Linked DNA regions of Homo sapiens: regions 1, 2 and 4 are each linked to region 3. Evidence: chromatin contacts called from ENCODE Hi-C or POLR2A ChIA-PET data. All regions are on one chromosome and are shown on one strand. The core of a region is the stretch at or near the end of the contact, and the rest is flanking DNA. Distances in the headings are between cores, read along the strand shown. Region 1 holds the start of HMGN4 (high mobility group nucleosomal binding domain 4). Region 2 holds the start of OR2B2 (olfactory receptor family 2 subfamily B member 2). Region 3 holds the start of ZNF391 (zinc finger protein 391). Region 4 holds the start of ZSCAN31 (zinc finger and SCAN domain containing 31).

Region 1 (2,711 bases), core at 86-2,585, 850 kb after region 3:
AAAAGAAAACAGCTCATTAACATTGTCCTTTTCTTTCTTTTCTTTTCTTTTTTTTTTTTTTTTTTTAATTTTGCGGACCCACCAAAGAATGCAGCCCTTCTTTTCTCATGGTCATAAAAATATCACATTCGGTTGGGCGCGGTGGCTCATGCCTGTAATCTCAGCACTTTGGGAGGCCGAGGCGGGCGGATCACTTGAGGTCAGGAGTTTGAGACCAGCCTGGCCAATATGGTGAAACTCCGTCTCCAACTAAAAATACAAAAATTATCCGGGTGTAGTGTTACACACCTGTAGTCCCAGCTGCTCGGGAGCCTGAGGCACAAGAATCGAGGTGGAGGTTGCAGTGAGCGAGATCGCACCATTGCACCCCAGCCTGGACAACAGAGTGAGACTCCGTCTCAAAAACAAACAAACAAAAACAAACACATCACATTCTTATTAGTCATTTGAGGGAACCTGGAGCAATATGATCTGAGAGGCTAGGCTTGGCTAATCCCTAGAAAAAGTAGTAATACATCTAAGAAAGAAATCCCTCTTAGGGAACACCCGAGGCTGCCAGGTGACACAACAAAACTTTCTCATAAAAGCGTTTGATTAATCCGATTAACTTGTAAGCAAGCCATGTGGCAGAGGTAAGAGGCCAAACACCAAGGCACCAGTCCTGATTCTAAACAAGTGCTGGTCCATTTCTTAACTTTGGGATCCATTTTTTCTTTGTGATGGAATAGCAAAAGGTCAAAGTGGAGGAGGACTCAGCCCTTGGGTGTCTCCTCAACGAGGGTTTCTCGAAGGTAAATTGGGGAGGAAGGGAGAGCCCACGGCAGGTCAGTCCAACCTGCCAGTCACCACCTCTTTAAGGCCACAGCCCTGCGGGAGCAATCCTTTCAAATCCCCTTCCTTCCTTCTTTTAGAACGCCCCTAGAACGCCGATTAGGACTTCTCATCCCGGTCGGGCCTGCGGCTCTCTGTGACCCCACCTCTGGATTCAGCTTTTCCCAGGGATTCACACTCGGAGCTCAGGAGAGATGCTGCGATTACTCTGGAGACGGGAAGACAGGCGGGGCTGACGGGGCCCAAGGCCCCTAATCATGACCGGGGCCAGCTGGCAGGAGGGTCCTAAGTATACGGAGGGCGGCGGGACCCCCCCCACCACGCCCCTCATTTTCCGGGGTAGCGCACAAAGTCTGTGAGGCACTTACCCGAGTCTCGTGGCCGTCCGAGGGGCGCGGGAATCCCAGCTGAGGCCCGTGACGCGCCGGAGCCCTAGGCGTGGGCAGGGCCAGCACCAGCCCTAAGACAGAGAAGACGAGCGGAGCCCGGCTCCGCCAGGAACAGGAAGGCGAGGGAAGGTGAGGATGCGCTTCCGGGGCTGCAGGCGGGGAGCCGCCCCGAGTCCAAGCCGGAGAGAGCTGGTTCTCCCCCTGGCGATACGTGTGTGAGCCTCTGAGGCCCGCCCTAAGCACTGCTGCCCCGATCTAGCAAGACAAGAAGACAGGAAATTTATGACAGCCTGAAAAAGTCTTTAAAAGATACACACTGGAAGAATTTCGTAGTAAGATGAGGAAAAAAAAACGTGTTTCCGCCCGGTTTCGAACCGGGGACCTTTCGCGTGTGAGGCGAACGTGATAACCACTACACTACGGAAACCCACTAAGGGCTTATTTTTCAGAGTAAATAGTTCTTCCTGCCTAGTTCCGTGTTTCTTCGTTCCAAGTGCGTGTTTTGCTGATGTGCGCGTGCGTCTCTGTACCGACCTCTCAAACCAGAAAAACCAATGAAAAGCTCAGACCCAGCCCCTCCAGTGTTCAAACTGAAGCCATAGAATTTATTCTACAAATGACTGAATAGGGAAGAACACAATAGAGACTTTAATTTAATCTCTGAACGGTCCTTCGTTCTTCGGCCAAAATGGCCAGGCAAGGCTGGGCACAACTTGGGTAGGGCGAGCGTTTCTCTGGCGTAGTTGGCGTTACCACGTGGTCAGTGGCAGAATGCTCCGCAAAGAAATGATAACCCCATATGTTGTCGGGAGCTGCCCCTCTTGCTTCTGAGTCTTCCAGGCAAATTTATCTTGCAGGAATTTCCTTACTCCTGCGGAGTCAGAAAGTTGTAAAACGACCCTGCTTACACCGAGCCAGCCAGGAGTCGAACCTGGAATCTTCTGATCCGTAGTCAGACGCGTTATCCATTGCGCCACTGGCCCTGCGCGTACCTTAGGGGCGAGGTATTTCATAAGAAACTAGGTTGTACCCGTAATATCTGGGTGAACGCCTGTAAGCCGCGTTTGCCCGCTGGTCCAGGCTCGCAGCGCATGGACTCTCTGGTAGCTACTTCTGCACACGCCCCGTGGCCTTCATTCCTTTCTCGGTCTGTCTCTGCCGGCTGAAAAATGGCGGTGAAAAGCAAGCCCTGCATCCTCTCTGCCCCAATATCACCGCTCCATTAATGCGTTCGTTCATTCAACCAGTATTAGTGTTCAAGGCACTGCAGATAACGGTGAAGAAAACATGAGAGACCCTTGCCCTCAAGATTACATGGCAGTGGCGGAAGCGGATAATAAAGCATTAAATAAACAAAATAATAGTGATAAGCGATTGGAGAAAAATAATAATAAAACAGGGAAAGAGGATAGGAAAGGCCAGCAGTGAAAGTGATGAATGAGGGATAAATGCTGATATCGGGGAAATGAGTGATCTGGAACAGGGAAAAAT
Region 2 (2,700 bases), core at 159-2,658, 520 kb before region 3:
AAAGTTTACAAATTTGTGTTAGGCCACGTTCAAAGCCATCCTGGGCTGCGTTCAAAGCCATCCTGGGCTGCATGCAGCCCGTGGGCCTCAGGTTGGACAAGCTTGATTTAAAGCATCCACCTGCCTGTTAGTCACTGAGTAGCCATCTCGGTTATCAGATCGTCAGAACACAGAGGGGTGAGTACACTAGAATAAGGTGTTTTGAAGAGAAAAAAAGAGAGGGACACCACATTCACATAACATGTATTACAATAAATGGGGGTCTGGAGCTGTTATACTTGCTGCATTTTATTAATTATTGTTCTTAATCTCTTACTGTGCCTAATTTATAAATTAAACGTTATAGTTGTGTATGTATTAAAAAACATAGTATATATAGGGTTTGGTACTACCCACAGTTTCAGGTTTCTATCCACTGGTGGTCTTGGAATGTATCCCCCATGGATAAAGGGGGAACCACTGTATCATCTTCATTTTACAAATGAGAATTGTGGAGATCAAAGGGTTAGAAGCATTCCAATATAATGAATGTAACTAATTAGAGAGGGTAGGGATATGAGACCAGCCTGTCACCTTCAAATATCATATTACTAAGGAATCTATACAAATTCTATGAGCTTCTAGAACGAAAAGGATATGTCTCCTTAAATTGTGTCTGATAACTTACTAGATACTGTCTACATGGCTTTTTTGAGGGAAGGGGAATAATGGGAGGTGGCTTTAACTAATGTTAACTGATTTCTACAATCAGGGAATCTCGCTGGCCTTGAAGAGAAATTAGAATGAATTCAAATGACAGGAAACTGTATCTACATCTACCTCACAGTAGATATCTAGGTAGGAAGAATGAGAAAAATACATTTACAAACAGTAAAATATCAAAGGATACATTATGTGAATTTGGAAACTGAAAATATGGCTTAAGATTTTTGAAATTAGGCTGGGCACAGTGGCTCACGCCTGTAATCCCAGCACTTTGGGAGGCTGAGGTGGGCAGATCACCTGAGGTTGGGGTTTGAGACCAACCTGACCAACGTGGAGAAACCCCATCGCTACTAAAAATACAAAATTAGTCGGGGTGGTGGCACATGCCTGTGATCCCACCTACTGGGGAGGCTGAGGCAGGAGAATTGCTTGAACCTGGGAGGCGGAGGTTGCGGTGAGCCGAGATGGCGCCATTGCACTCCAGCCTGGGCAAAAGAGTGAAACTCTGCCTCAAAAAAAAAAAAAAAAAAAAAAAAAAAGATTCTTGAAATTCGATTCAATTTGCTAATATGCTGTTACAGATATATAAACACTTTTTAAATACTTGGATGGATAAATATTTATATTTTTATCAATACTTTTTTCACATTATTAATTGGATCAGTCTGTAATTTTATGTAAATTGATAGCAAAATGATTATAGCTGACAAAATCAGGAAGTGTGTTGTTAACTTCCTGACTTCTTATATTTCAGAGAACGAAGAGTTGAACCATTTAACATGAATTGGGTAAATAAGAGTGTCCCACAGGAGTTCATTCTGTTAGTTTTCTCAGATCAACCATGGCTAGAGATTCCACCCTTTGTGATGTTTCTGTTTTCCTATATCTTGACAATCTTTGGCAATCTGACAATAATTCTTGTGTCACATGTGGATTTCAAACTCCACACCCCTATGTACTTTTTTCTTAGCAATCTCTCACTCCTGGACCTTTGCTATACCACAAGTACAGTTCCACAAATGCTGGTAAACATATGCAACACCAGGAAAGTAATCAGTTATGGTGGCTGTGTGGCCCAGCTTTTCATTTTCCTGGCCTTGGGTTCCACAGAATGTCTTCTCCTGGCCGTCATGTGCTTTGATAGGTTTGTAGCTATTTGTCGGCCTCTCCATTACTCAATTATCATGCACCAGAGGCTCTGCTTCCAGTTGGCAGCTGCATCCTGGATTAGTGGCTTTAGCAATTCAGTATTACAGTCCACCTGGACACTTAAGATGCCACTGTGTGGTCACAAAGAAGTGGATCACTTCTTCTGTGAAGTCCCTGCTCTGCTCAAGTTGTCCTGTGTTGACACAACAGCAAATGAGGCTGAACTATTCTTCATCAGTGTGCTATTCCTTCTAATACCCGTGACACTCATCCTTATATCGTATGCTTTTATTGTCCAAGCAGTGTTGAGAATCCAGTCTGCTGAAGGTCAACGAAAGGCATTTGGGACATGTGGCTCCCATCTAATTGTGGTGTCACTTTTTTATGGTACAGCTATCTCCATGTACCTGCAACCACCTTCACCCAGCTCCAAAGACCGGGGAAAGATGGTTTCTCTCTTCTGTGGAATCATTGCACCCATGCTGAATCCCCTTATATATACACTTAGGAACAAAGAGGTAAAGGAAGCCTTTAAAAGGTTGGTTGCAAAGAGTCTTCTTAATCAAGAAATAAGAAATATGCAAATGATAAGCTTTGCTAAAGACACAGTGCTTACTTACCTTACTAACTTCTCCGCAAGTTGTCCTATTTTTGTCATTACTATAGAAAACTATTGTAATCTCCCTCAAAGAAAATTTCCTTGACAAAAAGCTATATTTGTTTCTGTTGCCTAAACATTTTCATTGAACAAGCCCCCAGAATTGGCCTTCCAATGCACCAAAAACTGTAATCACAACATTTTCAAGGGTTGTCACACTTTACATCAATGTTTGTACAATTCAGTGT
Region 3 (2,859 bases), core at 292-2,791:
ACTAACAGCGCTGGCCACCACAGTTACCCTAATTATCTAAAATTCTTTTGACATTGCTTGTCTCTCCTATAATCAATTCCTGATCCAGGGATAATTCTCCTTTATTTTCTACCCCCTTCAGAAGGAAGAAGGTTTTGAAGGGTCAGGAATAGGGCTTCTCTGGGTGCTTTGTTTTGTGGCACTAGGTTGATTGCTTCCTGGAGCCTTTGCCAATCCACAAAGCAATCAGCAGAACTGCCTGGGCAGCCTCAGTTTAATCACAGAATAGAGAAAATCTTGTCCTACCAAAGGTGATCTTCAGGTAACAATGTTCCCAGATATTGGCTCAAAGCACAAACTCACACATAAAGCACAAACTCAATGATCCACAGTAACTGTCAATACACCCACAACAAATAATTAACAACTACTTTATTCAAGTACCAACCTTCATCATCAGAAACATAAACTAAGGACTGGCACTCAAGCAAGTACTTCTCTTTTTTGGGGGGGAGGGGCGCGGAGTTTCACTCTTGTTGCCTACGCTGGAGTGCAGTGGCGTGGTCTCTGCTCGCTCCAACCTCTGCCTCCCGGGTACAAGTGATTCTCCTGCCTCAGCCTCCCGAGTAGCAGGGATTACAGGCGCGCGCCACCACTCCCACCTAATTTTTGTATTTTTAGTAGAGAACGGGTTTCACCGTATTGGCCAGGCTGGTCTCGACCTCAGGTGATCCGCCCGCCTTGGCCTCCCAAAGTGCTGGGATTACAGGCGTGAGCCACTGCGCCCGGCCAAGCAAGTACTTCATCTCTGTGTGCCTCAATTTCCTTATCTGTAACATGGGCATAATAATAGTACATTACTTCATAGGGTTGATGCAAGGATTAAATGAGTTAATGCAGGTAAAAACTCTTGGAGCAGTGCCTGCACTCAGTAAGCACCTGGGAAACACCCCAGTACCGAAGACCTCCCTCGCCCAGCTAGAGGGGAAGCAGGGAGCAACCCTGCTCTTTTTCATCTCCCAGGGATACACCCGGGGAAAACCACTGGCTGTCACTGCCGCAGAGGGACTAGGCTGGCCCGCCAGTGAGACGAGCGCTGGGGGCTTCATGACCCCACGCCACGCGGCGTCCCAACCGTGGAGGTGCCTCCTGACCCGACCTGCAGCCAAACCACACGCGACCCTTTCGCCCGTTTCCTTCGAAGAACCCGTGTTTCCGCTTTCCAGAACCTCTAAGAGCACCCACCTTGGTCCCGGGGCCCTGTAAGCCTCACTCACCGGCCGCCTCCGGCCGAGTACCCCCGACACACCCCGGGCGGGTCCCGCACTTGGAGCGGAACCTGAGTGCGCTGGGCTTGGGGAAGTCGGAAGGATTAAAGAGAAACCCATGCGTCGAACCGCTGCTCCAACGCCCATCAGGTTCCCTAAGATCACAGGCACTCTTCCACTCAGACTGCTGCTGATCATGCTCTGCTCGGTATGCGGGACCAGTCATTGTCTGGGCAGTCGCCTGGACCTAAGTCTCCTGACGCGGACGACCAGTTGCAAAACAGAGACCACACTGAGACTGAGCAACGTATCAGCAGCGGTCGCAGCTCTGCGCTTGCGCCTGAGAGCCAGCTACAGCAGGGCTGTGCTGGGATTCACTTTCGTGGAAGGTTTTGCAAAGCCCCTCCCCTGGTATGCGAGAGGCTGAGAGGTTGGCGCTAGAGGCAAGAGGAAGGGGGTCTGCGAGAGGTGCCGAAGACCACCTTAATACACTGCAAAGTATAGCCTAGACCGGTGGTTCACAGAGTTTTAAATAGCGTACACAAATAAATCACCAAGTGAGCTTGTTAAAATACAGCTTCACAAGATTTACACTCCGAGATTGACTCGTTGGCCCGGAACATTGCATTTTCAAGGGGCACCCCAGATGATTCTGATGCAAGTGGTCTCTCCAGCCTGTCTGGAGAAACTGGCTCCGTTGCACAATCTAGTTGCTTAAATACTGTTAAATGCAAGACATGTCTCAAATTTCACCAAAAGAAAAAAATGAATAAAATCAGGACACTACCCTAATCTAGTAGATTTTTTAAAATTCCAGATAATTTTAATATAAGGTAATGAAGTTGCACAATGTGCCCTGGGAGTTCAGAGCAGGGGAAACTTATGGAACGAGGGACACTGGAGTGGTTTGACTAATGGAAGATTTAATGGAAAACATAAAGGAGGGCAACCTTACAAATAGTTGAGGAACTAGAAGAGTGGAAAGCATGTGCAAAACTGCAGGTCTGATACATGACAGCTGTGCACAAGTACCATAGAAACATCAAGTAAGTATAAAGCATGAGCCATGAAGTACAAAGGAGCAGGATCCAAATTATAAAGCTGGAAAGAATTAGATAAAGTCTAATTTTATCATTTCCTATTTTTAAAAATTAAAAACACTTTCAAACTGTGGTAAACTATGCACAACATTAAAGTTACCATTTTAAAGTCATACAGTAAAGTTTTTAGCGTATTCACAACAGCACCGTCACTATCTAATTCTAGAACATTTTCGTCATCCCTAAAGATGCCCATTGAGCAGTCTCTATTCCCTGCTCCCCACAGTCCCTGGTAACCTTTATTTTACACTATGTTTCTATGAATTTGCCTGTTCTAGATATGCCATATAAGTAAAATAATACAATATTTGTCTATTTATGTCTGGATTATTTTTAATTAGCATAAAGTTTTCAAGGTTCATTCATACTGCAGCATGTATCCTTCATGCCTTTTAATGGCTAAATAATATTCCTTCGTGTATATGTGTGTGTTTATACACAAACAGTGTATAAATATACATACATAATATTTTGTTTATCCATTAATCTCTTGTTGAACACTTGGGTGGTTC
Region 4 (2,964 bases), core at 421-2,920, 950 kb before region 3:
AAGTGTTGGGATTACAGGCGTGAGCTATTACACCTGACTTAAGTCTCCATTTTCATATCTATGTTTGTACTTGTAATTTTGTATTCCTTTTCTCAAATAAGGTCTCTTGAATTGTATAAGCTGGGTCTCTTTCTGTCTGTATTCCTTGTTACATTATAAACCCCATGAGGATGAGGACCTTGTGTCCTTCATTATTATTATATCCAGCAAGCCCTTGGCACAAAGATCGCATTCAATGGGAATCTATATAATTAATGAATGAGTTGTAAAAAATCAATTCAACCTCTTAACATGTATTATCTGTCTTCTCTATTTCTATTGCTACTGCCTTGATTCAGGCCCTCACTCTCTCTACCCTGGATTCTTGTAGTAGTCTCCTAGCTGGTCTCCCTGCCTGTAGTCTCATTTCCTTACAGTCCATCCCCACATGGCTGCCAAGATAACATTTCTAGATGTAAATTTGATCAGACTGCTCAAATTCCTTGGTTAGGGATCCAAAAAAAGTAAGAGCTGGTGCCCCTGCCACATATACCACTCTCCAGTCATGCTGATCAGCCCAGTTCTTTGGATGTACCAAAGGATTTCACCCCAGTTCTGCTTTTGTACATTTGATTCCCTCTCCCAGAAATTTATTTCCTTTGCTCCTTTTCCAGTGTACACTGGCAGATTCCTGCTGAGTCTTGTTTTGCCCCATTAGTTTTCCTCTCTCTTCCACGCCACGAATTCAAACTAATACATACATTTATTTCCTACATACGTACTTAGCATGTTCCAGAGGCTATTCTCATCGATTTACAAGCACTTATTTTATTTTACTTCATTTCACATGCACGTCTGTTTTACGCAGTTACTTGTTTACACGCTCTTCTTCTAGACTTTGGGATTCCAGAAGACAGAGGTTTGAGTGTAAAACACAAAATAACAAAACCACAACAAAAACAACTCTGTATTCTCGTCCCCACCATTACCATCTCTCCTTTGTGATGTCAAAGAGACCAGAGGAAGTGGACAGACTCGGGGAAGAATAGGTAAGTATTAGAGACAGAAAAAGTATGAAGTCCCTTCTGTGAGGACTAACAATAGTGATGCCATTTTACAACCTTGATGACTGTGTTCTCAAGAAACAAAGCAAATGTCAACCCCGTCCATAGCTTCAACAGAGCATAACAGCTCTAACCGCAACAGAGCCTAACGGCCCTAACCACATCTGTCCCCAGTTGGAAAGTGTCCAAACAGTTCCAACTAGCCAGCACTTCCCCAACCCCTCCCCAACAGAAACTTTATTATAAAAGCCTCAGCTTGTAAGCGATCAGGATCTCAGCCAGATTCCTAACTGGAACTCTTCGCAGGCTTTTCCTGTAAATAAACCTGTTTGGCCGTGGAATTGCCTCCTGTTACTCGCTCTCTACGTTTATATCTTCCTAACACCTTCCGGCTCTAATGTTTTGGGTCTCGATGACCATCTAACTCCTAAATGCTGGGGGCCGCTCCCCATAGAAATGCCTCGCCGGATTTCTCCGCCTCGCACCCAGTGGGACTGGGATTTTTGGCCCCGGGGTTTGCAATAAGGGAGTCACCAAGCAGCAGCCACCTCTGGAATTCCTAGAAAGGAAAGAGTTGCCTGGCTTCAGCCAGTGGGCTCAGAACGGCTGACGCATTTCCGGCCTTTGCGGTTGATCGGTCATTGGGGTGCTGCAGCCCCGCCACCTGTTCCGTAGCTTGCCGGTGCCCCGAAGGTGAGTCTTGGCCCCTTGTCGCGACCCGCCAGGTTCCCAGAAGATTTCAGGTCTGTGCCTTGGAGTAGGCGGGGAGGGAACGTCTGCGCAGGCGTGACCCCCGCCCCTACACATTCACTGGCCTGAAGCCCCCGTGGAGTAGGTGGAGGTCCCGCCCCTTATCCTGAAGATTAAACAGCCTTTCTTTGTCTGAGATAACGCCCGGAGTTCTTTGTCCTGCCTCCAAGACGATAAAGGAGCGCAGACACAAAGGTGAGGTTAGAGCGAAAGTTTAATAAGCGAAAGGAAAAAGCTCTCTGCCAGCAGAGAAGGGGTCCCGACCGGGAGTACCCATTATGGGGCCCGTTCTGGGGTTTTTATGGACTGGAAAGGAGAGGGAATGCGCTTAGTCTGCGGGCTGTCCTGGCGAACGCTTGACTCAGCTTGGTCCGGGACCAATCAGGAGCTGAAATGATGATTCATAGCTGCTGCTTAGCTTGGCCCAGGACCTATCAGAAGCCGAAGTGAAAGTTTGGCCCCGGACCAATCAGGGGCTGAGGTGATGATTCACAGAAGCTGGGCTTATAGTCCTAATAAAGGAAAGTAGAGCGCCTGCCGGAACCTACCAGAACCCACCGTGTCCATACCCACAAAAGGAGAAGAAACTTTTCCTGGGAACCTGCTGACTATACAAAGGACAAAGGCATTATGTGTCAGGCCTTGTTCCCTTATCTGAGTGAGCTGGAGGTTCTGTGCAAGTTTTTATCCAAATGGGCCCGAGGTTTTTCTATCTATGCAGCCGTGGGCATATCTCTAGGCACAACACCCTGTGCTAGTTCCCTTATCGGTGCCTGCAACCTGATTTTTTCCCCAGGCTTAGTTTTATGTTATGTGGGGATAAGACACTAAATCATGGGCGGGGGCAGGCTCTCCAGGGACCCTTCCCTTGCTATCCACCTAAGGCAAGCTAGGTAGCCCTTTCACAGGGTGGTGGGAGAGACCCCTAGAGAGGTCGGAGCTTTGCGGCGAAACCGAGGTCCAGAGGTAGAGAAGGGTCTCTCCCTGTCAAAAGCCTTATTTCCTATATACACGTAATTTTTATTTAATAAGTCAACATTATGCAATGTTTGTCGCATATGTTTTCTTTAAATATTGTAAAAACCACCAACCTCATAACTTGTCACCTCTAGTTTCTAATGCATCTCTAAAAATTGGGGACATTTCCCTACATAACCACAAGATTATTAGC

Evidence for each region. Hi-C counts contacts between places; a loop is a spot of excess contacts on that map. ChIA-PET counts read pairs that join two places held with the same protein, here RNA polymerase II (POLR2A). Pooled maps may share reads with other maps.
Region 1: a loop to region 3 is called in a pooled map, with 2.6 times the contacts of the local background. The contact joins the promoter of HMGN4 here to the promoter of ZNF391 in region 3. A Hi-C loop is called at or near these places in 1 of 168 maps with a recorded cell type or tissue (naive thymus-derived CD4-positive, alpha-beta T cell) and 1 of 50 pooled maps. POLR2A ChIA-PET finds 5 or more read pairs at or near these places in 1 of 52 experiments (A673).
Region 2: a loop to region 3 is called in a map of vagina, with 9 times the contacts of the local background. The contact joins the promoter of OR2B2 here to the promoter of ZNF391 in region 3. A Hi-C loop is called at or near these places in 3 of 168 maps with a recorded cell type or tissue (CD4-positive, alpha-beta T cell, naive thymus-derived CD4-positive, alpha-beta T cell and vagina) and 9 of 50 pooled maps.
Region 4: a map of cardiac septum shows a loop between it and region 3 (6-fold over the local background). The contact joins the promoter of ZSCAN31 here to the promoter of ZNF391 in region 3. A Hi-C loop is called at or near these places in 2 of 168 maps with a recorded cell type or tissue (cardiac septum and naive thymus-derived CD4-positive, alpha-beta T cell) and 5 of 50 pooled maps.

What each region holds. Positions count from the first base shown.
Region 1 is chr6:26,536,990-26,539,700 of GRCh38, reverse strand. It overlaps HMGN4 (high mobility group nucleosomal binding domain 4), which reads right to left and starts at 1,335. Exons shown (of 2, transcript NM_006353.3): 1 at 1,200-1,335. TRR-ACG1-2 (tRNA-Arg (anticodon ACG) 1-2) reads right to left here and starts at 2,203; the gene lies at 2,131-2,203. It overlaps TRV-CAC1-6 (tRNA-Val (anticodon CAC) 1-6), which reads right to left and starts at 1,647; the gene lies at 1,575-1,647. RefSeq lists enhancers at 715-1,124, 2,385-2,711 and silencers at 1,615-1,664, 2,058-2,351.
Region 2 is chr6:27,911,104-27,913,803 of GRCh38, reverse strand. OR2B2 (olfactory receptor family 2 subfamily B member 2) reads left to right here and starts at 1,408. Exons shown (of 1, transcript NM_033057.2): 1 at 1,408-2,619. The coding sequence starts at 1,485. The coding sequence ends at 2,558.
Region 3 is chr6:27,387,441-27,390,299 of GRCh38, reverse strand. ZNF391 (zinc finger protein 391) reads right to left here and starts at 1,541. Exons shown (of 3, transcript NM_001076781.3): 1 at 1,225-1,541.
Region 4 is chr6:28,334,854-28,337,817 of GRCh38, reverse strand. ZSCAN31 (zinc finger and SCAN domain containing 31) reads left to right here and starts at 1,670. Exons shown (of 4, transcript NM_030899.5): 1 at 1,670-1,736. RefSeq lists an enhancer at 2,005-2,124.